2 separate regions of the Homo sapiens genome follow, and region 2 is linked to region 1. The links are chromatin loops, found by intact Hi-C in ENCODE. Cell type or tissue: mammary epithelial cell. All regions are shown on one strand. Each heading gives the region's core, and the rest is flanking DNA. Links, peaks and the distances in the headings are about the cores only.

Region 1 (16,411 bases), core at 6,730-14,729:
GTTCTTAACATCATCACGCCTGCAAAATCCCTCTTGCCTTATGAGGTAACATATTCACAGGTTCTGGGGATTAGGGCGGGGACCTCTTTGGGGCCATAATTCAGCCGACCACACTGTTCTTATGATGCCTCCCATCCTGGCCCTGCTCCACTGTTCCTCCAGCAGGCACTGTCTATCTCTGTCTCTCTCTTGCTCTAGCCTTGACACCAAAGGAGTTATTTGGTTCTAATTTGGGGTTCTGGTTGGATGAATTGCAGGAGAAAGCTTGTGTCTCCTCAAACATCCCCCCATTGTCCCCGGACCATACAGGTTGTAGTCAAGGGACTTGTTAGAAGGCAGGCGGCAGCCAAGAATTCCAGAGAAAGCTGCATGGGAAATGTCCCCATTCATTCATCAAATATCAGAGCACCTACCACATGCCTGGCACTTCTGGTCACTGTGGGCACAACTGTGGACTGGGCAGACTTGACTCTGCCCTCGAGGAACTGACCTTCTCGGGGGAAGACAGGTGGGAGAGTGATCCTATCATAGGCACTCAACCCAAACAAGACCCCAGGTATTGCGAGGGAGGGTGGTGGAGCAGATACATTAGCTAGGGTGGCCACGGATGGCCTCTTTGAGGAGGTGGAACATGACCCAAAGAGCCATGCAGGGGATGGGGGAAGTGCGTTCCAGGCAGACGGCTTGGCAAGTGCAAAGGCCCCGAGGCAGGAACGTGTTTGGCTTCTTCAAGAAACAGCAAGATGGCAGCGTGGCTGGAGGGATGAGGTGGTCTGAGAGTAGCTGGGGGCCAGATCATAGCAGGACCCTGGCTTTTATTCTGAGTGAGGTCAGGGCCTTTGGCGGGCTTTAGCAAAAGGTGCTATCATCTGGCTCATATTGAAAAGGATCCCTCTGGCTTCTGTGAAGGGAACAGACGATAGCAGGCCAGAAACCAGGAACCCAGAAGGAGGCTACACAGGCAAAGGAGTAAATTGAGGAGAGTTTTAATGGATTATTCACAAAGGCACAGGAGAGAGGGGAAACGTAATGCAAGATGAATCCCCCAGAGCTATCAGCACTGGGGCACCTCTGCCGCCCCAAGGCCCGAAGAGGTTAAGGAGGAGAGCAGTTTCTGGGACCGGGAGGGATGGCACCCCATGGAGAGGGCCACTTGGAGAGACAGTGGCTTTTGTTGAGGGACATATCCAGGCCACGGCATGAACACCCAACCTTCCATCTCTTGCTGGCACCTCCTATTGAAGGAACCCTCTGAAAGCCAGAGGTGCCCCGGAGAGGCTGGTCATATGGTCCGCCTCCCAGGCCCAGAGAGCTGAGGGTGAACCTGGAGGGCAAATGGAAGACACTGGAACAAGCTCCCTGCCCAGCTCCCTGAACGCAGGGCAGCTGACACTGTAGCCTCTGTGCCTGTAGCCACCGTTGCTGTCTAGCTTTAGAACTTGGATCCTTGAAAAAAATATTAGGGCTGCTGCTCCATGGCAGCCCTGTGCAGAACACACCAGGAGGGAGAGGGAGAGACACGGAAGATGTAGCGCGCCCCCCGCCTCCTTAGGCTGTTCTCCCATTGCTATAAAGAAATACCTGAACCTGGGTAATTTACAAAGAAAAGAAGTTTAATTGGCTGATAGTTCCACAGGCTGTGCAGGAAGCACAGTGGCTTCTGCTTCTGGGGAGGCCTCAGGAAACTTACAATCGTGGTGGAAGGCTAGGGGGAAGCCAGCACATCACATGGGCAGAGCAGCAGGAGCAAGAGAAGGGTGGGGAAGTGCTACACACTTTTCCATGACCAGATCTCATGAGAACTCACTATCACGAGAACAGCACCAGTGGATCCACCCCCATGATCCAATCGCCTCCCACCAGGCCCCACCTCCAACACTGGGGATTACACTTTAACGTGAGATCTGGGCAGGGACATGGATCCAAACCATATTATTCCCCCAGCTCCATCTTTACAGAGGGTAGAGGGGCAGGAGGCATGAGGGGAGGGGCCGGAGAGGGACTGAGAGGGGCAGGAGCGGCACTGAGCGGCTTGCAGCAGATGAGGGGGTCACACCTGTAGTGGCTTTGTTCCGGGTGTAGGTAACGATGTGTTGTTACTTTAAGACTTTTTCTTGGTCATAGATTGTGTGGTTACAGATTTCAAGCAGTACAAATGGATATGGAGCGAAAAGCCCCTCTCGTCCCCTCCCCCATGCCCCTGGACTCCCAGGACCATTAGTAATTCTGAAATGTCTTTCAGAAAAAGCACGTGTGTTTGTGTGTGTGTATACAGTGTGCAGGTATGCAGTACGTATGTGTATTCAGATGTGTGTGTATACAGTGTGCATGTATGCAGTATGTATGTGTATACAGATGTGTGTGTGTATACAGTGTGCGTGTATGCAGTATGTATGTATATGCAGATGTGTATACAGCATGTGTATATGCAGTATGTGTGTTTGCATTGTGGATGTGTGTGTTTGTATGCAGTGTGTGTATGCAGTATGTGTGTATGCAGTGTGAATTTATGTCATTGTGTGTGTATGAGTTTATGTCATTGTGTGTGTGTGTGTGTGTGTGTGTGTGCGTGTGTGTGGTCATCCCATGAATGGGACGCACAGGTCTGCACTTTGCGTTTTCCCTTGCCGGCCACTGTTCCAGGCACTGGGGTGAAACACAGCAGTGAGCAAGACAAACTGTCCTTTTTTGTTTTGTTTTTGTACTTTTTGTAAAGATGAGGTCTCACTATGTTGCCCAGACTGGTCTCAAACTCCTGGGCTCAAGCGATCCACCTGCCTCGGTCTCTCAAAGTGCTGGGATTACAGGCATGAGCCACAGCGCCCGGCCAAGACAAACCATGTAGATAACAGGTTAGACAGAGGGAAGGCCCATGAGGAAGGATGAGGCCAGGAGACACAACAGAGCAACAAAGGAGCTGACCCTAAACACAACCCGAGGAAACAGGGTGTTTTCCTCACTGTACTGGGTTGAATCGTGGCCCCCTCAAAAGATGTGTTCTTGTGGTGGACGCTGGTACCTGTGAGTGTGGTTCAACTTGGAAGAAAGGCCTCTACAGATGTCACCACATGAAGGGTCTTGGCATGAAACCATCCTGGATTAACCAGGTGGGTCCTAAATCCAAAACCAAGTATCCTTATAAGAAGAGGAGCCCATGTGAAGATGGAGGCAGAGATTGGAGTGATGCAGCCACAGCCAGGGAACACCAGGAACCCCCAGAAGCTGGGAGGGGCCAGGAAGGGTCCTCCCCACAGCCTTCAGAGGCATCACGGCCCTGTAGCACTTGGTTTCAGAATTCTGGCCTCGAGAATTACGTAAAGATAAATTTCTGTTGTTCAAAGTCTCCCAGTTGATGGCAATTTGTAGGCGGCCCTAGGAAATGAATGCACACACCTATTCTGTTCCAAAGCTGCGTTGGATCCCCCTACGGGCGTCCGCCAGGCGTCAGGTCACCAGGGCTGTGAGGATGGGTGTTCTGATTGTTTATATTTTTCTGCTACTTCAGTAGACCAGCCTGAGTATCTGTGTGTGTCTTTGGGTGCGTCGGGGGTGTTTCTAGAGGAAGACTCGCAGGTGTTCCACTGCTGAATCATAGGGTCATTCATTGTTGATCAAGATCTTGGGTGGAGTCTGGGCGCCGCGATTTTAGCATCGAGGAAGAGGGACCATTGGCTGAAGCCGGGGAAAGTAGGTAGCATGGGTGACCTGAAAACCAAGAGCAAGGGGACAGTTTGAAGAAGTGGAGAGAACACCTCAGAGCCAAACGCCACTGGAAAGTCCAGGAAGAGAAGAAATGAGAAGAGTCCATTTGATTCGCTGACAAGGGAGGGCGCTGGTGGCTTGGCAGTGAGGTAGGCGCAGAAGTCCCAGCACAATGGCTGGGGAGTGAGTGAGCAGGAGCAGGGGATGAGAGGCAGCAGCAACTCCTTCTAGACCCTTGGCTGGGAGGCGTGGGGAAAGCCAGGCTGGTGGCTGGAGGCAGATGCGGGTTCGATGGATGATTTTTTTTCTATTTTTATTTCTGGTTGATTTAGACAAGGGACACCTAGCATGTTTGAACCTTGATGGTTGGGAGCTGGGAGAGAGGGAGGGTGAAGATAAAAGAAAGGGATTAACCAGGGTGTCCACGTGGGCAGGGACGGCTCCTCTCGAATCCTCGGGGGGACGGGGGTGGTGGAGGTGGGATGGAGGGTGGGGCAGCTCTTCCTCACCGGATGAAGGGTCCAGCTGCGGAGACTCTGTGATGTGGAACCCTCTGATCGGGCCTGTGTGCGGCAGATGTGTGAGCACCAGCTCTGGGTGGCCCAGGGGTAGGCCAGGCCAGGTCACTGGTGGCTCTAAAAGCTACATGAAAGGGGTCATTACAGAGCTTTAAACCTAACTGTGATGGCGACCCACTGGAGCCTCAGAACCATTATCTGGCAGCTGCGTGGAGAATGGGCTGGGGAGGTATGGAAACCAGTTAGGGGGCGGACATGCTGGTCCATGTGGCCCAGTGGCTGCCACATGCCTGTTACGTGTGGAGTTTACCAGGCGCCCATCTGCTTTGTGGCGATGCTGGTGGAAATGCCTATTATAACACAGATACAGAAAATGCTGTGGTGTGTTTTGAGATAAAAATCACAAGCAGCCGGGCGCAGTGGCTTACACCTGTAATTCTAGCACTTTGGGAGGCTGAGGTGGGCGGATCGCCTAAGACCAAAAGCTTGAGACCAGCCTGGACAACATAAGACCTCCATCTCTATGAAAAATTAAAAAATTAGCCAGGTGCACTGATGTGTGCCTGTGGTCCCAACTGCTCGGGAGGCTGAGGCAGGAGGATCGCTTGAGCCCAGGAGGTCAAGGCTGTAGTGAGCCTTCATCATTCCACTGAACTCCAGCCTGGGTGACAGAGTGAGGCCCTGTCTCAAAAAAACTCACAAGCTCTAGGAGACAAATTGGACTTGAATCTTGACCCTCCCCCAACCCCCGACAGACTATGTGGCCTCAGCCTGGTTACATGACCTCTCTGTATATGTTAGTTCTTCATTGCTCTATAACAAATGACCTCAAAATATAGCAGCTTAAAACAACACATTTTCATTATCTGACAGCTCCCATGGGCCCGGAATCTGGGTTCAGCTTATCTGGGCCCCCAGGCTCAGGGTCTCTCTCAGGCTGCAGTCAGGAGTCATCGGGGGCCATGGTCATCCCAAGGCTCCGCTGGGGCAGGATCCACTTCCAAGCAAGATCAGCAGTTGTGGCTGGATTCAGTTCCTCATAGGCTGGGACCGAAGGCCTCAGTTCCCCACTGTTTGTGACCAGGAGCTGCCCTGGGTTCTTTCCACGTAGGCAGTGCTGCTGGCTTCATCAGAGGGAGCAAATGAGAAGACTCAGATAAAGAGAGCGCCAGCAAGATGGAAGTCATTACCTCTTGTAATCTAAGAAGCGAGTCACTAGGTCCAGCCCACAATCAAGGGTAGGGGATCACACAAGGGTGTGGCTACCAGGAGTCCAAGCTACTTGGAAGGCTGAGGTGGGAGGATTGCTTGAGCCCAAAAGACAGAGGTCACAGTGAGCTGTCATTGTTCCACTGCCCTCCAGCCTGGATGACAGAGTAAGACCCTGTCTCAAAAAAAAAAAAAAGAAAAAGAAAAAAAGCCAGTACCTAGTGATAATAAAAATCAGAGCAATTGTTGAAATACTGTTTTAAAATTCTCTGTAGATAGTGCAACCCCTGAGTGCCAGCACCAGGTGGATCATTCCTACCACCCCCTCCCCTCATCGGGATGCCACCAAGATGCAGCTGAAGGACATTTACCAACAGATGCACTCAGGCCTTCAGAGATTGTGTTAGACATCTTAGTCCATTTGTCTTGCTACACAGGAATACTTCAGGCTGGCAATTTAGAAAGAGAAGAGGTTGATTTGGCTCATGGTTCTGATGGTTGGAAAATTCAAGATGGGGCATCTGCCTCTGGTGAGGGCCTCAAGCTGCTTCCGCTCATGGTGGAAGAGGCAGGGGACCTCATGTGTGCAGGTCACCTGGCGAGAGAGGAAGCGAGAGAGGGGAGGTGCCGGGCTCCTTTTAACAGCCAGCTCTCATGGGAACAAATGAAGCGAAAAATCACTTACCCCCACCCCCCACCAGGGAGGGCATTCACCTACTCATGAGGGATCCACCCCATAACCCAAACGCTTCTGTTAAGCCCCACCTCCAACACTGGGGATGGAATTTCAACATGAGATATGGCAGCGGTTGTGAGGGGAGGGCGATCAGATAAACCAAACTATAGCAGCTTCTGTTTGGGTCCAAGTAGCCATGGAGAATACAGTGGGCCTGATTTTAGGATGGGAGCTTAGGCAGTGTCTCTGCTGACATCTGGAGCTATTACATCTAATGGAAGAGATGCCAGGTGGAAGCAACAGCTGGACGAAGGCCCTGAGATGCAGGCAGTGTGGCATGTTTGAGAGTGAGAGATCAGGGGGCTGGAGCAGAGGGCAAGATGGGAGAGTACTGGGAGGTGAGGTAGGAAGGGAGGTGGGCAGTGGAAAGCTTTGGTGGCCATTTAAGGTCTTTGTCTTTCACACTGAGGATCTTGAGCAGAGGAAGGACCTGATCTAAGATTAGCAGGAACACTCTGTGATGAGGACAGGCAGAAGGGGAAAGGCAGGGAGACCAGCCGAGAGATTACCACATCAGTCCTAGCAGGAGGTGGTGCTGAAACAAACACCAGACTCAGAAGAGTGCCAGGCCGAGATGGGGTCAGTTTCGGGATAAAATTGAAAGAGGGAACTGATGGGATTTCCTGACAGATCGGAGATGGGTGTCAGAGAAGGAAGAGGGCCAAGCATGGTGCTGGACTTCTAGCCTGAGTGACCGGGGTGACGGTGTCCCATGAAATGAAATAAACGCTGGGGTGGGACGGTGCTAGGAAGGAGAAATGCAAGAGTTCAGGTTGAAACATGATCAGCTCCAGGTCTCTTTGAGGCCTTTCTCCCTCCCTCTGCACCCTGCTGGGATGTCCACTTCACGCGGATGGAGACTTTGCTTAGTCTGTGTTCTTCACTGATGTGGTCCGTGAGCCTTGAACAACGTATTCATCCGTTTTCTGTTGCTTATAACAGAATACCTGAAACTGGGCATTTTGAAAGGGAATTTCTTTCTCGTTGTAGAGACTGAGAAGTCCCAGGCCGAGGGCCACATCTGATGAGCGCCTTCTTGCTCACGGGTACTCTGCAGCATCCCCTGGTGGCACAGGACATCGCATGGGGACGGGCTGAGTGCGCTAATGTGCTGTGCTCAGGTCTTTCTTCCTCTTCTTGTAAAGCCGCCAGTTTCCTTCCCATGATAACCCATTCACCCATTAATCCATGAATGGATTCATCCATTCACGAGGGTAGAGCCCTCAGGATCCAGAGTCACCACTTAAAGGCATCACCTCTGAACACTGCCACATTGGCATGGCAGGCAGGATAAGGGCCCCGTAATGATGTCCATGTTCTAATGCCCATCATCTGTGGATGTGTTACCTTCTACAGCAAAAGGGACTTTGCAGGTGCGATTGCTAATCACCAGTGATTAGAAAGGAAGAGTACCCTGGGTTACCCAGGTTTGCCCCATGTAATCACAGGAGTCTTTAGAGGCAAAAGAAAGAGATGTGAGAGTTTGTTAGAGAAAGAGGCGTGAGGCTGGAAGTGGAATCAGAGTGATGGGATGGCTGGCCCAGCAGATGAGAGCTGAGTGCTAAGGAATGCGGGCAGCCGTGTCTATTTCCAAAGAAGCTGGAAAGGATGAGGAAACCTTCTCCCCCAGAGCCCCCAGAAGGAGCGCAGCCCTCCTGACACCAGGATGCTAGCCCCACGGGACCTACTTTGGACCTTGGACCTCCAGCACTGTGAGGTGATGAATTTGTGTTGCTTTATGCCACTAAGTTTGTGCTAATTGTCGCAGAGGCCTGCAAGGAGACAGGGCTCAGGAGCGGTGGGTTTCAGCTAGGATGAAAACACGCAGGCCCTGGGGGGAGGGAAGACTGAGGATGTGGGGGTTTGTTTATGGGGGGCAGTGAGGTGCAGAGGGATGGGCAGCACCATTTCATGGGGCTGTGGGGCAGAAAGTGGGGTCTGAGCCTCATGGGGGTCAGAGTGAGACGCAGGGGATGAGATGAGAGTGACATAAACAGGGATAAATGGCAAAAGAGACTCGTCCCAGAGGGGAGGCCGTGAGCCCTGGGAGATGGAAGTCACGGGACCTGGGACCCCCACTGCCCGACTCTCCGAGGAGCCCTGGACATACTCTGGGCAGTGCTGGTCTAGGGAACTGGAGACGGGGGGTGGGGTGTCCACAGGGCAGATTTTAGGAGAGCCTGCCCTTGCACCTTCAGATCCTGGAGCCCAGCTCAGGGGCCAAGGTCTGTGTCGAAGACCCCAGCAGCACACAGAGGGTGCCCTGGCTTATTTGCACCACGGGGAGGATAAATGAGAACGTGGGCTCCTGAACTGCACGGCTGCAGGTGTATCTGGGGAGGACCAGATGGAGAGGCGCCCAGCCGGAGCGCGTTAGCACCATCTAACATAGCAAGCTACAGGCGCTGGCCGCACCTCGCTCCACTGCAAACAATCCGTTATTCACCTTGTCAAACAGACTCCCCCGAGAAGCCGGTTTCAGATTGGGCTTGTAAACGGCAGCTGGCTGGCCGGCCCTTCTCTTACCTGTCCCCAAGGAGCTGTTGAGCCACAGCAGTGAGCATTTTACAAGCAGGAGGGCCACAGGTGACTGCAGGCTGCCAGAAAGCAGATAACTGGCCTGGCAGGCTCCAGGATTCTAGGGAATTATGGCCTTTGGCTTTCTGTAGCAAAGGGAACTGGCTCTGTCTAGAAGACAGGCTGGAATACACTGCTGTGTAATTAGAGATGAATAAACCGAGCCATGTGGGGCAGGAGGAAAGTCTCCCTTGAGTCAGTTGTTTGGTTTATAAAATGTGTTAAATATTAGGAAATGATTAATTTTCCATACATGCCAGATGAGCCCATTGTTCTCCATGCACAGGAAAAGGCATGTTTGCTCATTTAACACCCGGTTCCTGGGGGCCTACCATACCGCATGCCAGGGTGGTAGAGAGATGGCATTGAGCAAATCAAGACAATCGTCGCCGCCATGGAATTTACAGGGGCAAGAGACAGGCAGCAAACATGCACACGGCCATCCAAACAGCGTTTTTGACATGCCAGGCTGAGTGCATGTGTGGGTGGGGCATGGGGTAGGTCCCACATGACAGCGGTCACTGAAGTCCTCTGAGGACAAGAATTTGATTGGAAAATTGAAGAATGAGGAAGAGCCAGTCCACGAAACTCGGGGGTCAAAGCGTTTCAAGTTTTAGGAGGAGACAGAGAGAGAGGTGGGGAATGGTGTGGTCTGGGCAAGGAACAGAAAAGAGACCTGGAGGCTGGAGAACTTGGGGCCGAGGAAGATGGCTGAGCCTCTTGCCTGAAATTCGGATCATCCTGAACGCAAAGGGAAGCCGTGGAGGGCTTTAAACAGGGCTGTGATGGGATCTGAGGCTGCTTTAACCTCGATCTGGCTGCTGTGTGGACGGGGAGGTCGGGAGTACACCAGCAAAGGGCTGTTGTGTCATCCAGGTAGGAGATGAGGGTGTTCTGGTGAGCATGAGGCATAGAGGTGGGATGATTTCAGAAGGGACCCAGCAGGACTTGCTGATATGTGGGCAGTGGGGACAGTGAAGGATCCGGGGTTATTCCCAGGGTTTTGACTAAGCGACTGTGTAGATGGTGTTGCCATAAACTGATGAGTAAGATGGGTGTGTGTTGGGAGAAGGGAGGAAGAGGAGATTGGGAATCAGGAAATTTTGGGGCATGTTGAACTCAAAATGCCTCCTGGCTACCAAAGAGAAGAAGGCACATAGTTGGGGAGGTCATACAGGAGTCTGGCACGTGTGTATGTGAAGGTGTAAATACAACCCTCTCCACGGTTGTCCTGTGAATGCTTTTTTCTCATGGTATTAAGGGCAGAGGGTTCTGAATCAAATATCCTCTGACACTTTGCACAGCAGCAGAAACTGTTGGCAACGTGTTTTCAAGGAGTTTTGTCAGTATTTCATAGAAGGATGAAGTGTCCCCATTTCAACAAAAAATTTAGGGATCACTGATGTAAAAAGTATAGCCCCTGGAAATCAGAGTGAATTGTCACTGTACTTCCTGTCTCGAGTCCAGCGCAATGTTTCAGAGCTTGAAGTTTTTCGTAAATCAGGGATTCCTAGAGGGCCTGGGACACGGCAGATATACAGCAGGGGGTTTTGTTTCTTTGATAACTCCTCATCGGGCCATTTACAAAGCTCAACTTCTGAATTTTACCAGGAGGGCAGGGCAAGAGGTGGTTTAGAGTGAGAAGCCCTTTTTGGAGAAAGTTTGGTCTGACCTTGTCCATCTTTGTACCACAAAATGTCATGAGGTTTATAGCAAGTGTGTCCCCTATACCCCATCACAGCTACTGGGGATCCACAGACAAAAGAAATGACTTCACTTTCATTTCTTAAAGGTCCTTGTGGTTCTGTGCCTCTGTCCTCAGCGTTATTTTATACTCAACCTGGTCCTACCAGGAACCCAGTTTCCTCCCAATGTATGAACATGAAGAGGCTGAGTAGGAGTCAGCATTTGTTTTCTCCTGTCAATCTTACCACTTCTTAAATCCCAACTTGGCACGAAACCACTGTTCTGTTTCTGCTCCTTTGTACGAAACTACCCCATGCTGTTGGATACAGCAAGGAACAATGTTCAGATTTGCAAACTCCTGGCAAAGTGACCCCAAGATGCTCCAATACGAACTTCCTTGTTATCTCAGGTTTTGAAAATTGGATAAACTCAAGTTTCTGGCTTTAATGATCTATTTAGAAAAATTTAAATCCCATAGTCAGAGCTCTAAATGTTTTCTTCCAGATATTAGTCAAATGAGGTCTCAAGATGAGCTCAAGGCTCCATGATATGCCTTAGGTGAATCTGAAATCTGTTTGTTAAATGACGGGACAGTGGATCGATAGGTAATATTGATTAAACATGCAGCACCTGTGAGGTGGGGACTAGAGAACTCATTTTATATCTGGGGAAACTGAGGCACAGGCCAAATTTGTGTTTATTAAGTGTGGCTTAAATATAAATGTAGAACACAGACTTGTTTTTTGTTTTTTGTTTTTTCTTTTTTAAAAATGACTGTATAGTTTTAGCCTTGTCCTCTGCTTAAGTGATTTTGACTTTCGATTCAGGAGAAGTGGTGTAAGGTTTTCAGAAAGTGAGTTAAAGCAAAACAGTTGGCCGCAGCGGCAGCAATCATCTTAGTGGGGCACAGTTGCCTCTTAGGTGTAGCCCTGGGCAGATATTTTTTGTGGGGCTCCTGTCTGCATGTGCAATTTGAGCCATTCCTAAATCAGCACCATTCTGGTGATTCAGTCTCACACCATCCCACAAAAATCACAATGAAAATACTGCACCAGCCATCAGGAGCAATCTGCTCACCAGGGTGCTCTTCTGGAAGCTGGCCTGGACCCTGTAGGTGCAGGTTCTAGAGCTCTTTGGGGCATCTGAAGGGGAGAAATGGGAGCCAGCTAGTCCCAGCCACCAGAGGGAGACTAAGGCTATTTCAAGATAGACACTTCCAGCAGCCAGGACCCATGCAGGTCCCTGTCTGAGCTTGGGACCCCTGCCCATTTGGTAGTGCTGGTTACACGCACTGGAATGGGGGGCTAGAAAATTCCCAGGAAGACATTCCAAGTGCAGGGCTATGGTGGGGTGAAGTGGGTCCCTAAAACACAGGGCCGGGGGCAGGTATCCCGTTTCCCTGGGGTTAAAGGGTGGGAGGAGGTTCGAACCATATTAAGACATTAAAAATAGCAGCTACTTCCAAACCTCTTAGGTGCTTTAGCTACAGGAGGGCAAAAGCTGTTTTAAGGAGGAACTTGGCTAGAAGGTTCTAGTACTTATGTTTGTGGGTTTGAAGGTATAAGGTGCATTTTTTTTCTTTAGCCTTGATATTTTGCAAGATGCTCAAATAAAAATGATGGCTTTTGCCTTCCAAGTGGCTGGCTTAGCCCAGTTGACCATGAATGCTTTGGGACCCTTGGAAAGCTGGTCTAAGGTGGGCATCATAAATCTCTTTTATGAATGCTACCTCAAAAGTAGTCTAAAGGCACAGATTACAGCAGAGCTGTGCTGGAGAGAACCAGACAAATTCAGGTTGACCATGTGGCTTTGTCACCTCCGGCAAGTGGCTTCTGAGCCTGAGTCACAAGCACGGTGGGACTGTACCTACCTCCTAGGGCTGAGACGAGGAGTAAATGCACACACTTATGTACACACACAAAATGTTCCTTGCTGAGGGAGCCCGAAATGTAAAGGGAATATTTGAGTAGCCTCTCTGGAAAAGAAAGATACACCAAAGTAGATGTTGCTTCCAACTGTTTTATTGCTAAACTATCATGATACAAGCCGTATAAAAATACTTTACATATAGGAAAAATAAACTACATTAAACTGGAGATTAAAAACATTTGCATAGGAATGTGATGTATTCAAACGCCTTTAACAGTCAGGATTTTCTAAACCTAAGCCTGCCAGCACCACCATGTTGGAGAGACCTGTTTGTTGGAGAATTGGTTTTCTCTCCTCTGAGGGCTGTAGAGGCCAGAGGGGTGAGTGAGGTTCTTTGACAAGATGTCCAGGATGCTAAGCTTGTCCCAACAGCCATAGCCTCGGTCTGCTCAGGCCAATCAGAATGCTGTGAGCACCTGCTCTAATGGAAACAACATCATTTGCATCCATTCCATTCAAAGCTTGAACTCAGCAGGGAGTTTATTCTGGTCAGCCAACAGCTGCATAAAGGTAGAATGTTAATAACCCTTTCACTTCCAGCTCCCAGGACCCTGATGGCTCAGGGAGCAACTCTCTGTTATCAACCACCAGAAAAGTTTGTTTTTAAACAGACTGAGTTAAACAGTGATGTTGGCTGTAAGTCAAGGCACTCACAAAAGCTGAGGGAAATGGATGTTTATGATCACAATTTTATAGGATGCTGCTTTTTCTTAAGCATTTAATTGGAATGCAGGAAAATACTTGCTATGCAATTGGCTGCTTTGGTTCCACGAAACGTAATGCCCTAGCCTCGAGCCTAGGAGACCCAAGGTTAAGATGCGCTGGGTCACCGAGCACCTTGCCTCCGGGAAACAAGTTCGGGAAAGGTTAGCCCAGCTTGTCAAGAACGTCACAACTCCATCCATGCCTCTTGTAAACTTGAAATGAAAACATTCTTTCAATTCTGAGCAATAGAAAGCACTTGGAAAGGTCTTTTTTTTTTTTTTTTTTTGACATGATAAATTCAGCCTCACTGTAGTCCAGAGTGAGAATTAGAACATACCAACTTCCAATCTGCCTAAATGTGACAGCCTCTGCCCAAGACTGGCTCACTGAGGCGTCTTGGCTACTGGATGTAAACAAAAAATGCAATATCCGTGCCTCCCAGTTCTTTGAAGGAATCAATTCATCCTTGGTTATATCTATGCTGGAAAACTGTGGGTGTCCTTTGGATAAAGCATACAGGAGTTATCTACCAGGATTTAGATTTGGTCCCTTCTGTAAATATTAGCCTGAACGTTGAGTTCTGTGAACATGAATTCTTTTCGAATTCCATTACAATGCAGGCAGGGTTTTGGTGTCAATTTTTTAAAATCAAAATCACCTACTAAATTAGTTATTTTGGGGGGAGGATCTAGACACTTGATGATTCTCAGTGACCAGATCCAGGCTCAGGGCTGAAGTCAGCATAATTCTTGAGCAAGAAAAAGGTGATTCCTTCTTCCACAAAGCCATTCCTTCTCCTGAGATGCCATCTTCTAGAGAGGTGACTAACAGGCTCTGAGTGGGGGTTTTATTATATGGGTTTTTGTTTCCTGGAATGAGTAACAAATGTTTCAAGAATACATCATTTCTCTTAAGAAAAAAAAATCAACCTATGTGTAAAAAGAGACACTTAAAAAGATTTCTGACCATTTATAAATATAAATCTAATTCCAACAGGGGTGTAATATTTTGAGGACAGGTAAAAAGCATAAAAATACAGGTAAGAAAATAAAATTTAATAACATACTAATCTGGATTGCTATACATATTATCAAGCAGCAGCATCTTTGTACAATACAGGAAGACTTGCAAACTTTGGAAATATACTACATTCAGCAACACGGTAGACCTGTCAGAGTGCTACATATTTACATTAACTTAGATGTAGCAGTGCAAACCTTCACTCAACTGAGATCCTTCTAACACACGTGCAACACACCCATCTTTACCATTTAGACACCCCTACTTTCTCATTCTCTTAGAGGATCTTATTGCCTCTTCCCGTACTGGAAATATTTCATGAGCCATCCTTCTTGGCAAAATTTCCTCCTAGCATTTGTAACTGACAAAACTTCCTTGATAGCTGTCAGTTCCTAATACACTTTCTCTTGCCTGTTTATGTCTCAAATCTAATGCTTTTGTTTCTCTTTCCTTTGCGATTTGTTACAGTTGTTTATGAAAGTGCTTCCTATAATATCCAGCTAAGATGTCTTAGAAAAACAGAGGGGTTTATTTGTGTGTGTATTACACACACACACGCGTACAGGAGGTTGAGCTACCAGGAGGCCGTTTTTGCTAACATAGTTAGAAAACTGATGGAAAATGCATTAGTCCTTTTTCACCCTGTGGACAAGGAAGCTGAGCTACTTTGCTACAATAGCAGGAAGGCACTTGGGTAAAACATTCAGATAACTGAGGAAAGCCCAAATTCCCTCATGTACAAAAAACAGCTCCTAGCCAGTCCTAGCCAGGTCGAGTGAGAACAAATCACTCACCACACACTCTTGGCTTTTCCCCAGTGAAGTCAATATTGCTGGAGAGAAAATTCTTTAGGTGAAGCTGCTAGTATAAGGAACTTATAATAAGGAACTTATTTTGTTCATGAGGAAGTATTTAGCATCCCAGAAGTTCCATGGTAGGGGTCAACCTCTTACTGGCATTCTGTTTATTTAAAAGAGAATTTTGCTAAACTCTTTGAGCTTAGGGTGGGTGAGGGAAAGGTCGTTCATTGTCAGGGAAAAATAAATGCTAGGTATCGACCGACAGGTTGCATACAAGTGCACAGGCCCGAATCTGAGCATTTTGCCTTCTATCTGGAGTGCCAAACACACCTGGCCCCACTCCCAGGAAGCTTTTACCTCTGGGTAACCTTGACGGGAGAGCCAGGACTTACAAAGCCCACAGTGGGCACTGAGTGGCCATGACTTTCTTCTGAGGCCTTCTGCCTACAGACTGTACAGACTGGACTGAGAAAACACTCTAAGTACAGTCTGAGTGCTAAGAATATTTTCACTTTGCTGCGGATTATTGAGGAAACAACTGAATGGCTGAAAAATGAATCCCCCGCTTGTCCTGGGGTATCTGCAGTACATGCAAACAGAAACAAACACATCTGCCAAGAACTTCAAGGGTTTTGTTTGTAAAAATCACAAAAATCACACCCACAGAGGAAGACTAGGGGAGACTGGGTGCGCTCAGTGGAAACAGTTGGGAGGAAGGAAATCACATATAACATGCAACCGAATAGAGCTCATTCAAAGTAAAGGATGCATTCGAGTAGATTTCTTCATGTTAGAATTTGAGTGCGGATAGGTCTTCAGGGGCAGAAGGGATCTTTAAATAGGTTCAGGTCAAATTAACCAGTGAAGCTGGGAAGCACATCCTGAGCTCGGCTGTCCCACTTAGAGGGAATTCAGCCCTTTTCCTCTATCTTGGTAGAAACCCACCTCCAGAAGCACTTGGGCTGTTTTACTTAACAAAAATACCCACACTTCTTTTCTTGGTTGCTTTAGCCCTTCTGCTATTCCTCAATTAAATGCACATGCTTGAGATTCTCCACCGCTTTACGGAAAAGCACTCTGGCTGCTAGGAAGAAAGCAAGCCGGAACCTTGCAAAGCATCCAGGTTGTACAGCTGCAGCAGACAGGTGCTTGCTCTCTGCAGCCTGGGTCAGCCCCCCAAGTCTATGGAAATTGTGTTAGCAGGACTGCGTGCTGCAGGGGTTAAAGAACAGCTCGCCAAGACAGCTCCAGGGCTAGGTGCCCTGGTCAGCCTTTTAAAGCAGAAAAAATAATAATAACAAACGCGTATACATGTCATAACTTAACGCCAAGAAGTCTTAACAGGTGATCTTGTCTGGGCAAGACAGTTTGGTTTTGGAATGAGAATTCAAAAATAAAGCTTTAGCTGTGGCCCAGTTGTGGCATGGACTGGGCGAGCTCTAAGGACTGACAGTTCAGTTTCTGTCTCTATCGAGGGTTTTGGGTTTCTTCAGCCTGTAAGCTGGGCTCTTGGGTCACGTTCCTTTGGT
Region 2 (16,411 bases), core at 4,213-12,212, 700 kb after region 1:
CTAGAATTAACTGTTATTCATGTGTTGCCCCTCTCAGCTATGGGATAAAAATCCTGCCCTTAGCATTAGGGTGAAATCAGTCTTTGGCGATCTTTCAAGAAATACATACTGCACAGCATGAGAAAGAGCATGTGAGTGCAATGCCTTTAGAATTTTGGAATTGACAAATGTACATTTGTTTTCTGTAGGCCTAAGTCCCTCAAACTAACACATGAAGATTGAGCCATCTGAAGAGCAGTTTATGGGGGAAAAGACTAATAGAGAGGTATTACGAAGAGCCCTGTTTGGAGAATCCTTCTCAAATACAAGGGTTTTTATTTTTTTATAAAGATGAGGTCCCACTATGCTACCCAGGCTGGTCTCGAACTCCTGAGCTCAAGGGATCCTCTCACCTTGGCTTCCCAAAGTGCTGGGATTATAGGCATGAGCCACTGTACCCGGGCCAAAGGTTTTTTTTTTTTTTTTTTTTTTTTAATGTGGGGGGAATAAGTATTCAAATGCTGGTTCTACTTGTTCTGGTTAAGACGGAAGCAATCGCAAGTCATTTTTTTTTTTTTTTTTGGAGACAGAGTCTCGCTCTCTCACCCAGGCTGGAGTGCAGTGGCAGGATCTTGGCTCACTGCAAGCTCCGCCTCCCGGGTTCACGCCATTCTCCTGCCTCAGCCTCCCGAGTACCTGGGACTACAGGTGGCCGCCACTACACCAGGCTAATTTTTTGTATTTTTAGTAGAGACAGGGTTTCATCGTGTTAGCCAGGATGGTCTCGATCTCCTGACCTCGTGATCCGCCTGCCTCCGCCTCCCAAAGTGCTGGGATTACAGGCATCAGCCACCGCGCCCCGCCAAGTCAAAATTTTACTAAGAAAACTGGACCCCAGAAACTCCTTTAATATCAGACTTTTTTTTTTTTTTTTGAGACAGAGCCTTGCTCTGTCACCCAGGCTGGAGTGCAGTGGTGGGATCTCAGCTCACTGCAACCTCCAAGTCCTTGGTTCAAGCAATTCTCGTGCCTCAGCCTCCTGAGTAGCAGGGATTATAGGCACATGCCACTATGCCTGGCTAATTTTTGTATGTCTAGGAGAGACAGGGTTTCACCATGTTGGCCAGGCTGGTCTCGAACTCCTGGCCTCAAATGATCTGCCCTCCTCGGCCTCCTAAAGTACTGGGGTTATAGGTGTGAGTCACCATGCCCAGCCTTAACATCAGAGATCTAATGTGAGGTGAGGGGGACAGTGTATGGAATTTTGCAAGTCCAGGAACTTAGGTGTGAAAATCTTTTATTTTTAAAAATTTTGTGTAGAGACAGGGTCTCACTCTGTTGCCTAGGATGGTCTCAAACTCCTGGCCTTCCGTGATCTGCCCACCTTGGCCTCCCAAAGTACTTAGGTTACAGGCACGAGCCACTGCACCTGGCCAGAAAATGAATCTTTAGTTTCACTAGCCTCTGAACGAAATCCAGTATTTCTGCCAATTTTGGAGGTAGGCACCAAATCACAGTAGCATTAGACAACCTGTGCTTTAGTCAACAAAATAAATTGGATATTTTCGTATAACATCATGGCCATTGTAGATTGCTACTTCAAAATAAAAGTAGTTACTAGATCTGCTGATAGATCTTGTATTTAGTGTTAATAAAAACACACTTAACAATTTAAAAATATTTTGATAACTATTATTTTAATGGCAGTTTCCTTTTGCAAACCTATGTATTTTATTCTTTTAAACATCACTGAGCAGATTCACAGATTTCATCGAATTGCCAAAGGGGTCCATGACTCAGAATGCACTGTGTCTTAAAGCAGGTCCTCCTAAGCAAGGGGTATTGAAAGGGGATCCACCTCAGAGACCTAAGACGCAGGTTCTAATCCTGACAAGTTGCTTGACCTCAGACAGGCTTCTGTCTCTCATGCCTTCACTTTTATCTCTATTAAAATAGAAGTGGGCCAGGTGCAGTGGCTCACAGCTGTAAAAAGCACTTAGGGAGGCCAAGTGGGGAGGATAGCTTGAGGCCAGGAGTTGAGACCAGCCTGGGCAACAAAGCAAGAACCCATCTCTACAAAAAAAAAAAAAAAGCAGCATCTGAAGCAGCATGTGGGGAGCAAACGAGATGCAATTGTGAATGTCTCCTGACAGCAGCTTCTCAAGCTCAGGTGGCCACTTAAACTCACATAAATCCATGTTTGGTTACCAAAGATAAGCATTTAAGCAACATTTATAATTTCGTAACCTGCCTATGTTGGGGGAATGCAACATTGGTCATTCCTGCAATACTTGCCCTAGCACACACGCAGCCCAGGGACGTTTTTCCAACCTAATGATGCTCACATTTGAAATTTTTTCCCACCCTACTATAGACCTCACTATTCTTGCAAAGAAGACTTTGTTCTATCTCAACACTTAGAACTCATGATTCTGTTCCTGAGCTGTCCACCTCTGCCAGTGGGAGACACCCTAGACTAAGGTGAGAGGTTAAGGAAGCTAGTGGAAGGCTGGGTGTGGTGGCTCACACCTCTAATCCCAGCACTTTGGGAGGCCGAAGTGGGAGGATCACTTGAGGTCAGGAGTTCAAGACCAGCCTGGGCAACATGGTGAAACCGTCTCTACTGAAAATACAAAAACTAGCCAGGCATGGTGACATGTGCCTATAATCCCAGCTACTCGGGAGGCTGAGGTGGGATAATTGCTTGAACCTGGGGGGCAGAGGCTGCAGTGAGTACTGCTGCACTCCAGCCTGGGTGACAGAGCAAGACTCCACCTCAAAAAAAAAAAAAAAAAAAAAAAAAAAAGGAAGCTAGTGGAGAAAGACTGCAGGTGCCAGAGTTCAGCACAGCAGGTTTGACTCCCCTGTATCAGCTGCATGATGCTGAGCAAGTTAACATCTCTGAAGATCAATTTTCCCTTGCAAAGATGAAGGCAAATGCCTTCCATTGTGAGGAACCATCAAAATAATGGAGGGGATACTAGTGAATGTTAGTGGGCGCCAGTGCTTGTCCCTCCCATCCAGAGACCTGGTCCCCCCTATCCAGGAGTCTTGATTTCAATGGTCGAAGGCCCTTCCCACAGCTTTCCAGTGATGCAGACAGGCTGAGGTATGCCCTTTTCTTCAGAAAACTGGCTGTTACAATTTGCAAAGCCCGATGCAAAATATTTTCAAAATTGCTATTAAAAAAATTAAGAATTTAAAGTCGATGACAGAACATGCAACCAAACAGGGGGCCTCCTGACTATGGGGCCCTTTGTGACAGCACAGCCTATGAAGACGGTCTGTCTCCAACTCACATGGCTCTTCCCACCCTGGTTCCACACTACAATCACCTGCAGAACTTTAGAAAGTAGAGATGCCCTTGTACCTCCCCTGAGATATTTCAAACACCAAAGAGGCCCCCAGGGGACCGCAGCAGGCAGGCACGGTGGAGAGCTACTGGAGTAGAGCCTTAGGATGCCTTGGAAGACTGTCATGGCCCAACATCCACAAGCAGCAGGCAAAACTGTCCCCATAAAGCCCAGATAAGACAAATACTTGCAAATGTAACATCTCAGGGTCTTTAGGACCCGTATCACGTGCCCCATGGAAAAAGCTATTAATGCCTCCCACCCCTATGAGGCTGCCTTACTGTGCAGACAGCAGAGGATGCTCATGAGTTCAGCATCTCCCCTTCCAGGTTTTCACCGGCACAGCCCACTCCAGAGGAACCTGCTTCCCCGTGTCCTTTGTAGAGCTATGGTGTGTGACTAGGTGGGGAGGCAAGCAGCAGCTTATGTGCGACTTCCCAGCGGTGTTAAGGACATGACCTTCTGTCCTAGTTGGCGCTTAAGGTGTCATCTGAGACTATGTGTTGAAGATGTGTGTGGCAGGGGGCATGGGAAGATAGAAATCATGATCCCTGCTGATCATAAGGCCACAGTACCTAGATCTTGGTTATTCCTCCTCCCCCTACAAAAGAAAAAAAGCAAGCAGGGCTCAGGGGGTGGGGGAGACAGAGGGAAGCCAACTTCTCTTAAGTCAGTAGATTGCATCATTAGGCCAAATGCCTGACATGACCCATTTTACAGAAGAGTAAAATAGACTCAGATGACATCCCCCTAGCTGAACGAGGCAGGGATTTCCCATCTTCAGCTGCATTCGCTTATAACTAAAAAAAAGGTGGCTTCTCAGAGTAGAAGGATGGTTGCCAGGAGTTGGGGGAAACGGGGAGATGTTGATCAAAGGGCACAATCTTTGTCATGACATGAACAAATTTTGGGTTGTAAGGCACAGCATGAGTGGTGGCAGCTGTGTTAATCTGTGGTAGTCATTACACGATGCTTAGGTATTTCCAATCAACACATTATAGACACCGAATATATACAGTCTTTGTCTGTTAAATATTTAAAAGAGGCAGCTTTTGGCCAGGCATGGTGGCTCACGCCTATAATCCCAGCACTTTGGGAGGCCGAGGCAGGTGGATCACGAGGTCAGGAGTTCGAGACCAGCCTGGCCAACATAGTGAAACCCTGTCTCTACTAAAAATACAAAAAATTAGCAGGTCATGATGGCAGGCGTATGTAATTCCAGCTACTTGGGAGGCTGAGGCAGGAGAATTGCTTGAACCCAGGAGGCAGAGGTTGCAGTGAGCTGAGATCGCGCCATTGGACTCCAGCCTGGGCGACAAGCGTGAAACTCCATCTCAAGGAAACAAGAGACAGCTTCTAGGATGTCACCACCCTGCCCCAATTTATTACTGGGTCATATTGTTTTAGGAAGTTTCTTCCCCTTATCCTTTAGTTTCTGCATTTAAAGAGGGACAGGGGCTAGGTGGGGTGGGAGAGGCCATGGCCTCAGGCACACATTTAAGGTGGTATCCCAAATCTCAGCTGATCAAGGTAAATACCATAACGCAACTTTTTAAAAACCAAAATGAATGCAAAAGAAACCTACAATGAACAGGATGTCAGAACTCTAAACACGGGATCCAACTCTGCTTGCACAGCCCTGACTTGCCCTAATCCCAGGCCAACTTTCCACAGAACTACAAAAACAAAGCAGATGACCTGTGGGGCCACCGTTTGCCAATCTGCATTAAAATATTTTTTGGCGACTGAGTTCTCGGCACTCCCTTAAGTCTCATGTCCCAGGCAAGTGCCTCACCCTATCCCAGCTCTGGGTAGCACCTGGGAGAAAAACACCTGCAGACAGGTAAAGTTCTTAGTGCAGTGCCTGGCTCAGTCATGATGGCAACTCGAATTGAGGCTCATCTGCTTTCTTAGAAGAGGTTAAATACAGGGAGACAAACAAGCTATTTGTGTTCTGTAGTGTCTAGAAGGCAGCAAGAAACCTTAAGCAGAGGGGCGGGAGATCGCCTTGATTTCTGTTCTTCAGTGGAGATTTTACAAGCTGATCTGAGTAAAGATCAAAAGGATCCAGTTTTCCCCAATACCTAACCGGAAACTCATCTGTCTGTGGCATGGAGCAACACCTTCCTTAAAGTGGCCCCACGAAATTTTTCTAAAGATGGAGTCGCATTGCTACCCAGGCTCGACTTGAACTCTTGGGCTCAAATAGTTCTTCCTAGCTCAGTCTCCCAAGTAGCTGGGACCATAGACACTCATTACTGATGCTGGCTCAATTTCATGTTAACATTTCCCCCTTGCCTTTTATCCAAGGCCAATCACCCTGTTGCTTGTACTTAGGGGTTAACAGACTGGCCTTCCAAATCATGTCCTTTTTATAAATAAAGTTTTATTGGCCCACAGCTAAACTTATTTCCTTCCCTATTCTCTGTAGCTGCATTACAGTGGCCGAGTTGGAACCTCTGTGCTACAACAGCAGTGGCAACAGAGCTGATAACAAGTAGGACCAGCAAAGCTCAAAACATTTACTATCTGGCCCTTAACTGAAAAAGTTTGCGGATCCCTGGGGCTCAGGTGAAGTCAAACTGCAAACATTCTCAGTTTCCTCTTCCAGATCCAGAGGGCTCTGCAAATCAAGGCTGGTGTAAGAATTGCCATTCTGGTCTGTGCCATGTCAGCTGCTCCTTTCTATTAAGGCTGTTTTATTTGGTTATTACCTGTACATTTTAAGTCTCATTCTAGCAGGTTTAGCCAGTTCAGCCCCCAATTCCGAATGATTTAACCCCATCCACTGCCATCTTCTAATTTCCTAGAAATGGTAAGGTAAGACTACCCCTACTCCTACAAGTTTCCTGGTCCTAGACTTCCCTCTTAGCCTACTTTTCTCTGAATCTTGGAATTCTTACCAGTCTCAAAAATTCTTTTAAGTTACCCAAATTCTTTTTAATACTCATTCAGCCTTATTCTCTTGAACTACACTCTCAGCTTTGTGCAAATCCCATTTGTGTCTCTGCCAGAAAATTTGGTATCTTTTAGTGTGTTTTACAAGTCACACTTGCCAGTTCAGAGCAAAGTACTCTGCAGGAGGGCTTGCTACATTCTAAGACCATGGGCCAAATCTAGCCTGCCACCTGTTTTTGTAAAGTTTTATTGGAACACAGACACACTTGTTTTTTCTTGCAATCTATGGTTGCTTTTGCACTAAAACCACAGAGCTGAGTAGTTGCAAAAAACTTTATGGCCCCACCCACTGCCTGAAGTAAATATTGGGTTCACAGCTTTTTACTCACCTCTGCTCTATTGGGAATCCAAGTTTGCTGGGTGATACCAGCTTGGATATAAAATCCTTAAAGTCCATACAGCTGTTAACAAAAAATGCCTTCTAAAAAGGCTGATATCTTTCCTCTTTGTCTAAAGAGCTATAACAAGAAGTACAAGGAACGTTTATGTGATTTCAATCTATGGGTTCCCACTTGAAAGGTCAACAACCTTCTAGAACAGAAACGCAGATCAGATTCACGACAAACAGCAGAAAGGTAACAATAGCAACTGTACAATAGCACCAGCATTCAGTAACCAAACACTTTTCTGATCAAAACGATCATCTCCAAAGAGACTAATTCTATCCTGGGTCTCTGTCATCATTTTAATCTTTTCTTCTTACAATAGAGATTCAGCAGTACACCATCACCTACCTGATGTAAAACTTAAACGGAGTCAGATTTGCCCAAACTACCACCATTCACAAAATAAACTAGGTACCTCTATTTCACAAGTGAAATAGTCCCTTCTACACAACCTATAAAATCTTACATCCTTTTTTCTTAGTTTACCAGGAACAATGGATCTACTTAATCTGTTTCAATTCCAGAGATGTTCAGCTTGATGAGGGCACACAAGACTTTATATTTAAAAAGAGTATTTGAAGGAAAGATGCCAAAAGTAGAAACCAAGCAACTTTGGGTAAGTATTATATCCACTGAGATTTCATAACCTCCTAAGGGTCCATCTATGAGAAGAGGTTGGATTTTCAGTAGTTTGTGGGTTCAGCAAACACTAAATGCTTTCCGTGATGAAACAGATGCTGGTGTGAGGCTGTCCCACGTATCACATATCCCAGCACCCAGCACCAAGCTCAGGGCCCACTGGGCCCCTGGACTTTTCTCTCCAAATAGAATTAAACAGAATTTTGAATTCCACAACAGACAAGCACAGGCTGGGCTAGTTAGCTTGATCTTTGGCGCCACCTCCAGATCAAACTGCATTTCGTTTTACTACAGTAGGAACTCATTGAGAAATCCAATGTGCGTTTATAATTAAGTTACTGAATGGGGCGCGGGCTGGGGATGGAGAACCTTCTACCGTAACTGTCTGTGGAGGGCTGCAAAATTGAGTGTTCCTTACATCATGCTACCATGAGTCTGCCTTTTTTATTGTAAGACAACAGGTAAAAGAAACCACACAAACATATAAGGCAAACACTCTTAGAACGATCACCCAGGTTATGAAATAGAAGTTTTCCAGCAACCCCAGACCCTTCACGTACACCTTCCTCACTTTAACCCTTTCCACTCTAGAGATTAGTTTTAGTTTTCTATATCGTCTAAGTTTAATAATTCCATCAGAGATGGATCAGTTTTAAAATTGGAATCCGTTACGTAGAAGCTATCCCCATTGGATAGAGCAGGGCTTGGCAGACCCCGCCTTTGAATGAACAAGTCGACTTGCTCAGATAATCCTTGGAGGGAAGAGACAAATGCGAGGAGTGTCTCCACAGCCCTGCTTTGCTTTGCTTTCGTCACTGTCGCCCAGCCATCGCCTCTGAAGGCCTGTGAAGTTGGAGCGGCCAGCCCCAGAAGTGGTGCCCAAAGCCTGTCTCTCAGTGGCCTCACCTCTGGAGGGCTGGGCAACAGCACTGGTCAGAAGTTCCGACAGCTGACCACCCTCTTCGGCTGAGCTAGAGGTCTTGGCTGGGCTCTAGGGGAGCCTCGAGCTGCCCCACGGAGACCAGGGTGCTGAGCTGTCCCGAGGCACCGCTTTCCGGTGGGAAGGTGACCAAGTCTGAGTTCTTGTTCTCACTCTGATCACTGTGCTGCTTCTTGTGGCATCTCAGAGAGTCATCCCTGACGAAGGAGGCGCCGCAGGTCTCACAGCGGAAGGCCCTCTGCGTCACGATCTTGGCCACGTGCTGGGAGCTGCCCTCTCTGAGCCCTTCCTTGCCCAGAGGGGCCCGGTTCTCCGTCTTGGCCTCGTCCCTGTGCACCTTGTCGACGTGCTTGGCCAGGCTGCTGGGCCGCTTCGTGTCGAAGCTGCAGAAGTCACACTTGAAGGGACGGTCCTTACAGTGGACTCTGCTGTGCACGCGCAGGGCGGCCGCGCTGGAGCAGGAGTAGCTGCACTCTGGACACTTCTCCGGGTGGTCGGCCTGGTGCAGCCGGCTGTGCTCCAGGAGGTCAGCCCGGTCCCGGCCCTGGAAGGCACAGTGCAGACATTTGAAGGTGTGCTTGATGCGGATGTGCGATTTGAGATTCGCCTTCATGGTGCAGCGGACGTCGCAGAACTCGCACTTGAAAGGCTTCTCCCCCGAGTGCACGATCATGTGCCTTTTCAAGTCCGAGCTGATTTTGAACTTGGCGCTACAGAGCCAGCACTGGAAGGGGGTATCCCCTAGCAATGGAAGGTGTGTTTCCATTAGAACAGGCAGGCAAAACAGACCCTCCCACCCCAACCTGCCTTAGCACACTTGGCCGCCATGAGATGGTTGGGTTTTGTGAACTCTAAACCCAACCTCCTAATGACAACACTTGTTGTGCATATTAATGCAATCCTCACAACAATCCTATGAGTGGGTACTATTACCCCCACTTTACAGATGGGACAACTGAGGCTCAGAGAGGTCAAGTTACTTGGCTCAGGTCAAACAGCAGGGATTTGGAACCCAGGCACTATGGCACTCAAGTCCATACTCTTGATGACCCCTTCAGTTTCAAATCTAAACTCCCATTTAACTTGACATCCCAGAATTGAATGTGGAAGAAGAGGTGAGATTTAAATTACAAACAACTGCTTCAAATCAAGCTAAGACCTGTGAAGACGCTTACTATAGTGTTTAATCTATATGACATCAGTTATTGAGCTTGTATTTCAAGTTAAAGTTTCTTACTTTTATAACTACAGGCTAAATTTTATTTATAATATTAATGCATAATTATGGCAGCAGGGGACAAATAATAAAGAGCCATGGTCTTTAGAGTCCCATTCCCTGGAGACATTGCTAAGGGTTTCTAGTTGTTTTTGAGGTTGCTGCTTTAAACGTCAGTTGAATATACACAAAGATAAGCATCTTATCCTACACACCCATCCTTTCCCTAACCTCTCCCCTGCATTCTGGTGGTTGTGACTTTTACACTTTTAAGCTGAGTAGTAGCCTCACATTTTAGTCCATCAGCTTCTGAGATTTTTTGAGGATTCACTCCTCTTCTCCACACTTAACTCCTCACTTGTTAGAAGTAGCTTTCTTTTCACCTTTAAGTAAAAAAATATTTCCATTCTGTCTGGTGAATTCTTATACTTTAATCATTTTCAGATTTCAAGTTCAGAAGCCAACTATAAATAATTTAAATGGTGACTGGGAATGTGATATTCATCGGAGCCAAACACTGCACCAGGATTACAATCACTTCCTTATAAGTCTGCTGTCACACTCAGGCCAGTGGATGGCGTAACCACCCATCAATATAATTTTGTTTTCTTTTCTTACGTGTTGCTCATTTGGGGGCACATTTTAACTTGCTTCTTGATTAGACTGTGTTTCTTGAAAGAAGGAATCTCAATTTCAGAAGTCATCCACTCTCATAATTTTGTAACTTTCACAAGGAATTTTTTTTTTTTTTTTTGATACAGAGTCTCACTCTGTCGCCCAGGCTGGAGTGCAGTGACGCAATCTCAGCTCACTGCAAGCTCCGCCTCCCAGGTTCATGCCATTCTCCTGCCTCAGCCTCCCGAGTAGCTGGGACTACAGGTGCCCGCCACCACGCCCAGCTAATTTTTTTGTATTTTTAGTAGAGACGGGGTTTCACCGTGTTAGCCAGGATGGTTTCGATCTCCTGACCTCGTGATCTGCCTGCCTCAGCCTCCCAAAGTGCTGGGATTACAGGCTTGAGCCACCGCGCCCGGCCCTTTCACAAGGAATTTTTAAAATGGATTTTTAAAACTTCTGATTTAGTTTCTCTTGACTTTCTATACAAGTATCAGCCTGATATTTCTCTTTGCTGCAATCCCAGTTAGCCATATTCAGGTATTCACATATCAAATATATCATGCCAGATGTTTCCTCCCTTCCTTTGCTAGAGTTTATCTTCTAGTAACTCCCACTAGCATGGTGGCTGGGAGTAAAATCTTGAGTCCTTGCACATCATTCTATTTTGCTCTCATACTTGAGATAGTTTGGCTGGGTATAGAATTCTAAGTTCAAAATCATTTCCCAACTCTTGAGGGCACTGTTCCATTGTCTCCTAGAAGCCAATACTACCCAGACATATTTCTAGATATAGATGTCCCCTGTCCACTCCCTTCCATCCTGATTGGAATCCTGTGAGCACTTTTACTCTCCTGGCCCCTTAGAATTGTGGACTTCATTTCTCATTTGATTTTCTATTTTCACTCTATTTTCTTCTCACTTCCATTTTCTTTTCTTCCTAGACCTGGTCAGAAACCAGACTTCAGGACTGGCTCTTATTCTCAGTTCACTCACCCAATTTTTTTCCCGTAATCTCTGGGACATTAATTTTATAGCTAGCAATCCTAGTTTTATTTCATACTTCTTTGTTCTCATTATCTCTTCATAGGTCTCTATTTGGATGCAACATTTCTGCCAGTGGGTAGACACCAATTAGAATGTGAAAATTACCCAAGTACTCTTACTTCCAGGATTAGTTATTGACTTGGCTCATTTTATTCCATTCATTTCCTATAGATGACTCATGATCCTTGGTGGACTATATTTGGGAAAGTAGACTGGTTTAATGATTAGACATGGATGCCAGAGGTTTCACCTGCTACTGGGTTGGTTGGGCAGTTTTGCCAGGCCTTGGCTAGTCCCCCAAGCTTTGTGGCCCTGGCTGTCTACATGCTTGTTCCAAGCCCAGAGCCCTCAGGGCCCTTGGATATTGGCTGGAAACTTTGGCTTCCAACTGTACAGCTGCCTCCCATTTGTCTGCTGGGACACAGCTTTCTATACTCAGTTTTAAACATCACTATGTTCCTGTCTGCTCACCATTTTCCAGGAATTCATTGAAAATTTTCAACTTATGAGCATCTTTATGAATATCTCAAACCCCATTTTTCCATGCCACGATGAGTTGGTCCTATCATTTCAGTAGGGTCCCATAAAGGAAGTTCCTAAGATTAAAAGTTTGTGATTTTTAATTATACTTAATGGATCCTGCTACATTCCAAATTTAGCCATGCAATCAGTGTATACATTTACTGAAACATCTAGTTTATAGGTCTGACTTGAGATACATCATTGGCTTCTTGGCAGTTATAGTGGGTATCTACTCCCAGCTGGATTCTATATAGTCAAGATATAAAACCCAGCTGTCAGTCATATTTTACCAAAAGTTGTTGTTCCGGCAACAGAAAAATGACAAATCTCACAATTATCACAGAAGTTCCAAATTCTTGTACTTCTACCACACCAAGTCATTTAAGTTGCTTGTGTTGTTAAGTAAATGAAGGTTAAGAAATTAGAGAAAAAGTAAGGGATTGAGGTTTCCTGGTCAGGGACTCACCCGTGTGAGATCGCAGGTGGACGGTGAGCTGGCTGGAGTTGCGGCTGGCATAGGGGCAGAGCTGGCATTTGTACGGCCGCTCATCAGAGTGGATCCGCAGGTGCTTCTTGAGGCTACTGCTGTCCACGGCAGCGTAGTCACACAGGTGACACTTGTGTGGCTTCACACTGGTGTGGCACCGCATGTGCATGGTCAGGTTGTCCTTCCGGCTGAAGCACTTGTCACAGAACTCACACTTGTGCGGTTTGTCTCCTTCAAACACATAAGGAGTCAAAGTTAAAGGTTTTTTGGTCAAGATGGCTACAAAGATTTGACCAAGATGATAGCCTGGGCATATGGGTGTGCCGCCTCCTCCTGTCCAAATACTGAGAGAGAAAGATACTGAAGTCTACATCAGCATATTGGGAAACAAGAATGTGTATCATTCATTGATAGTTCAGAAATCCTAAGGGAAAGATGACATAAAAATCTGATTGATGGAGAAAATTACAGGCCAAACCCTGTTTGGGAAAAATGGCAGTGGTTATAGAAGTACTCAGGATAAGAAGTGGCAGCTGTAGGGATCTTGGGCAGCTTCATGAACCACATGGAGAATGGTCAGGTGGACCCCTTCCTCTCACTTCTTCCAAACAGCAAGCAGCACGGCATCTCCCCCTAGGCTGTTGGTCAAAGGGTGCTGAGGTCAGAAAAAGAATACAAGGGCCTGGTAAGTTAGAGATGCCAGGGACAGCAGAAGACCACATACCCAGAACACTTCCATCCAGCCATGTTTCATCACTACCCCCTAGCCCAACCCTTCCAGGCTGATCATATCCAAATAAAATTAGTTTACCCAATAAACAAATGCTTGGGGAAAGCCAGAACCAGAAAGACACGCCCAAGTCAAGAACTTAGTTACTAAAGCAAAGGGAGGAAATGAAATTAGAGAAATGAAAACTATGGAAATCAAAATAAAAGTTCTAATAAGTTGACCAGCAAAAAGGGTGTCGAATGACAGCTATTGGTGGATGTAGGTCATCATACATTTGTCCACAACCGCAGAATGTACAACATCAAGAGTGAACCTTGGCCAGGTGCGGTGGCTCACACCTGTAATTCCAGTGCTTTGGGGGGCTGAGGTGGGTGGATCGCTTGACCCCAGGAGTTTGAGACCAGACTGGGCAACATGGCAAAACCCTGTCTTTACACAAAAAATACAAAATATTAGCTGGATGTGGTGGTGCATGCCTGTAGTTCCAGCTACTTGGGAGGCAGAGGTGGGAAGATCACCTGAGCCCAGGAGGTTGAGGTTGTGAGCACAGATCGTGCCACTGCACTCTAGCCTGGGTGACAGAGCAAGACACTGTCTCAAAAAAAAAAAAAAAAAAATGAACCTTACTGTAAACTATGGTCTTTGGTTGAGAATGTTGTGTCAGTGCAGGTTCATCTATGGTAAAAATGCACTATTCAAATGTAATGTTGGTAATGGGGAAGGCTGTGCATGCGCAGGAGCAGGGAGCATGTGGGAAATATCTGTATCTTCTTGTCTTTAGGTTCACTTTTGCTGTGAACCTAAAACTGCTCTTATAAAAACAAAACAAAAAGAAAAAGCCACCTATTAAGAAAAATCTTAGAAATGGAAGATACAGCTAAAGAATCTCCCAAAAGGACAAGGGGGAAAAGACGCCAAAAGGTAAGACACGAAAGCTCGTTCTAGATGGTCCAGGATAGAACTGAGAAGAATTATTTCCCAACACTAAAGACAGCCATGCATCTTATTTAGAAGCAGGGTGGTCCAATTTCAGAACCCTAAGAAGGGTGAGATCTGGAAGCTTCCAGAAAGAAAACCACCAGCAAAATGCTCACATCAGCATAAAGCTCCTCAGAACAGTGGATGCTAGCAAGACAGGAACAGGATCTTCAACTTTCTAGAGAAACTGTTTTAATAGAATCTTATACTTGAATTAGCATTCAGTGAGAGGAGAAGATAGTTGATATATGACTTGGTATCACACTTAAACACTGTACACCAGAAAAAAAAATAAGGGTGATGGTGAAGGTAAGATGGCAATATGAGAAAATACTACAATGGAAAAAGTATAGCTTTCAGACAAGAGAAAAACAACCATCAAAAGACTTGGTTGGGGCGACTGGGCATGGTGGCTCACACCTGTAATCCCAGCACTTTGGGGGGCCAAGGTGGGCAGATCATGAAGTCAGGAGTTCGAGACCAGCCTGGCCAACATGGTGAAATCCTGTCTCTACTAAAAATACAAAAATTAGCTGGGCTTGGTGATGCACACCTGTAATCCCAACTACTGGGGAGGCTGAGGCAGGAGAATGGCTTGAACCCAGGAGGAGGAGGTTGCAGTGAGCCGAGATCGTGCCACTGCACTCCAACCTGGGTGACAGAGCAAGATTTTTTTTTTTTTTTTTTTGAGACAGACTTGGTTGGGCACAATGGCTCACATCTGTAATCCCAACACTTTTGAGAGGATCACTTAAGTCCAGAAGTTCTAGACCAGCCTGGGCAACACAGTGAGACCCTGACTCTACCAAAAAAAAAAAAAAAAAAAAAAAAAGGATTTGCTACGTGTGGTGGTATACCCTTGTAGTCCCAGCTACTTGGGAGGCTCAGGTGGGAGGATCACATGAGCCCAGAAGGTGAGCTCTGATCATACCACTGCACTCTAGCCTAGGTGGCAGAACAAGAACTTGTCTCTATGAAACGAAAAAACCAAACAGCACAAAATAAAAATCACATCAAATATCAGATAACTAGATGTCAAAGTAAATATTATAAACAAAAACGTATTACATTTCCCTCTTAAAGATTTAAATTATAGGTCAGGTGCTGTGGCTCACGCCAGTAATCCCAGCACACTGGGAGGCCAAGGCAGGAGGATTGCTTGAGGCCGGAAGGTTGAGACCAGCCTGGGCAACACAGGGAGAGCTCATCTCTACTTTAATAAAAGTTAAAAATATATTTAAGTTAAATTAAGAAAAAAAGCCACTAAATGCTCTGAAGATACCTAAATCAAAGTGATAGGAACACAATAGAAATTCTAGAAAAATGCTTAAAAAAAGTAGGAATATCAATTTTAGCATCAGGCAAAATAGAAATCATGGTGAAATCCATTAAAAATTTCATATGGATGAGAGAGTTCAGTATGTAGATAAAAGTCAAACTTTTATGAGTGTAACATGGCTTCACAAATGGTTTTTCAAAAATGTCATCTTGGAAGTTTTAGAATGTCTTTTAGGACAGTTTTTGTCAAAATTAGATTACAAACTCCAGAAACAGATAAGTTTCCTATTTCAAAACCTATGGCCGTGGCTGGGCGCGGTGGCTCACGTCTGTAATCCCAGCACTTTGGGAAGCCAAGGCAGGCAGATCACCTGAGCTTGGGAGTTCGAGACCAACCTGACCAACATGGAGAAACCCCGTCTCTACTAAAAATACAAAAAAATTAGCTAGACGTGGTGGCACATGCCTGTAATCCCAGCTACTTGGGAAGCTGAGGCAGGAGAATCGCTTGAACCCAGGAGGTGGAGGTTGCGGTGAGCCAAGATTGCACCATTGCATTCCAGCCTGGGCAACAAGAGCGAAACTCCGTCTCAAAACAAAACCAAACAAAAAACCTATAGTCTATAATGGCTTTAAAGTAGTTTGTAGATTTAAGTTCACTTCTAACAAAATGCTGAAATCAAGTGCACAGTATGCAATTCAAGAAACCAAAAGAAAGAATTGAGGCTACGTATAGCACTTGATCAATAAAAGTAAAAATGGTGCTTAAGAAGGAAGGCTTAGCTCAAAAAGAGAGGATACCAACAGATCAGGGTTCTTAATCTCAACACTATTAGAAATTCTCTGCTGTTTGGTGCTTTCCTCTGCATTGTAAGATGTTTATCGGCATCCCTGGCCTCCACCCACCAGATGCCAGTAGAACCCTTTCTTCTCCAGTTGTAACAATCGAAGATGTCTCCAGACATTGTTCCCTTGGGGGGTGAAATCATACCTAGTTGAAAACCATTCCAATAGACTTTGGAAAAGCAGAAGGGGACTACAGATACACAAAGTCAATCGTGACTATTAAGTAGAACTTTATACCCCAATAAATTTAGAAGACTCAATAAGATGGGTGATGGTCCAGGAAGATGTAAAACTGCGAAGTCTGGATTAAAAGATCGAAAACAGGCCGGGTGCAGTGGCTCACACCTGCAATCCCAACACTTTGGGAGGCCAAGGCAGGCGGATCCGCCTTGACTTGAGGTCAGGAGTTTGAGACCTGCCTGGCCAAGGTGAAACAG

What was found. A loop is a pair of places that touch in the nucleus more often than their neighbours do. Peaks named below come from ENCODE experiments on the same cell type or tissue, not always from the same donor. Only the 100,000 strongest peaks of a DNase experiment are listed, where the experiment ranks them.
Region 2: it touches region 1 in a loop (6-fold over the local background); 25 of 110 quality-filtered maps call a loop at or near these places.

What each region holds. Positions count from the first base shown.
Region 1 is chr20:51,374,530-51,390,940 of GRCh38, forward strand. NFATC2 (nuclear factor of activated T cells 2) reads right to left here. Exons shown (of 11, transcript NM_012340.5): 11 at 12,434-16,411. The region is part of intron 2 of LOC105372663 (a long non-coding RNA gene); the gene reads left to right. Among named protein-coding and RNA genes, the nearest start is that of MIR3194, 70 kb to the right of the region's middle. In mammary epithelial cell, for the core only: a CTCF peak has its summit at 11,598 (motif pointing right); a DNase peak (open chromatin) is centred at 13,872.
Region 2 is chr20:52,076,271-52,092,681 of GRCh38, forward strand. LOC105372664 (a long non-coding RNA gene) reads left to right here and starts at 439. Exons shown (of 3, transcript XR_936849.3): 1 at 439-6,865; 2 at 7,201-7,292. It also overlaps a transcript of ZFP64 not described here. In mammary epithelial cell, for the core only: a CTCF peak has its summit at 7,577 (motif pointing left); no DNase peak of the experiment used is centred there.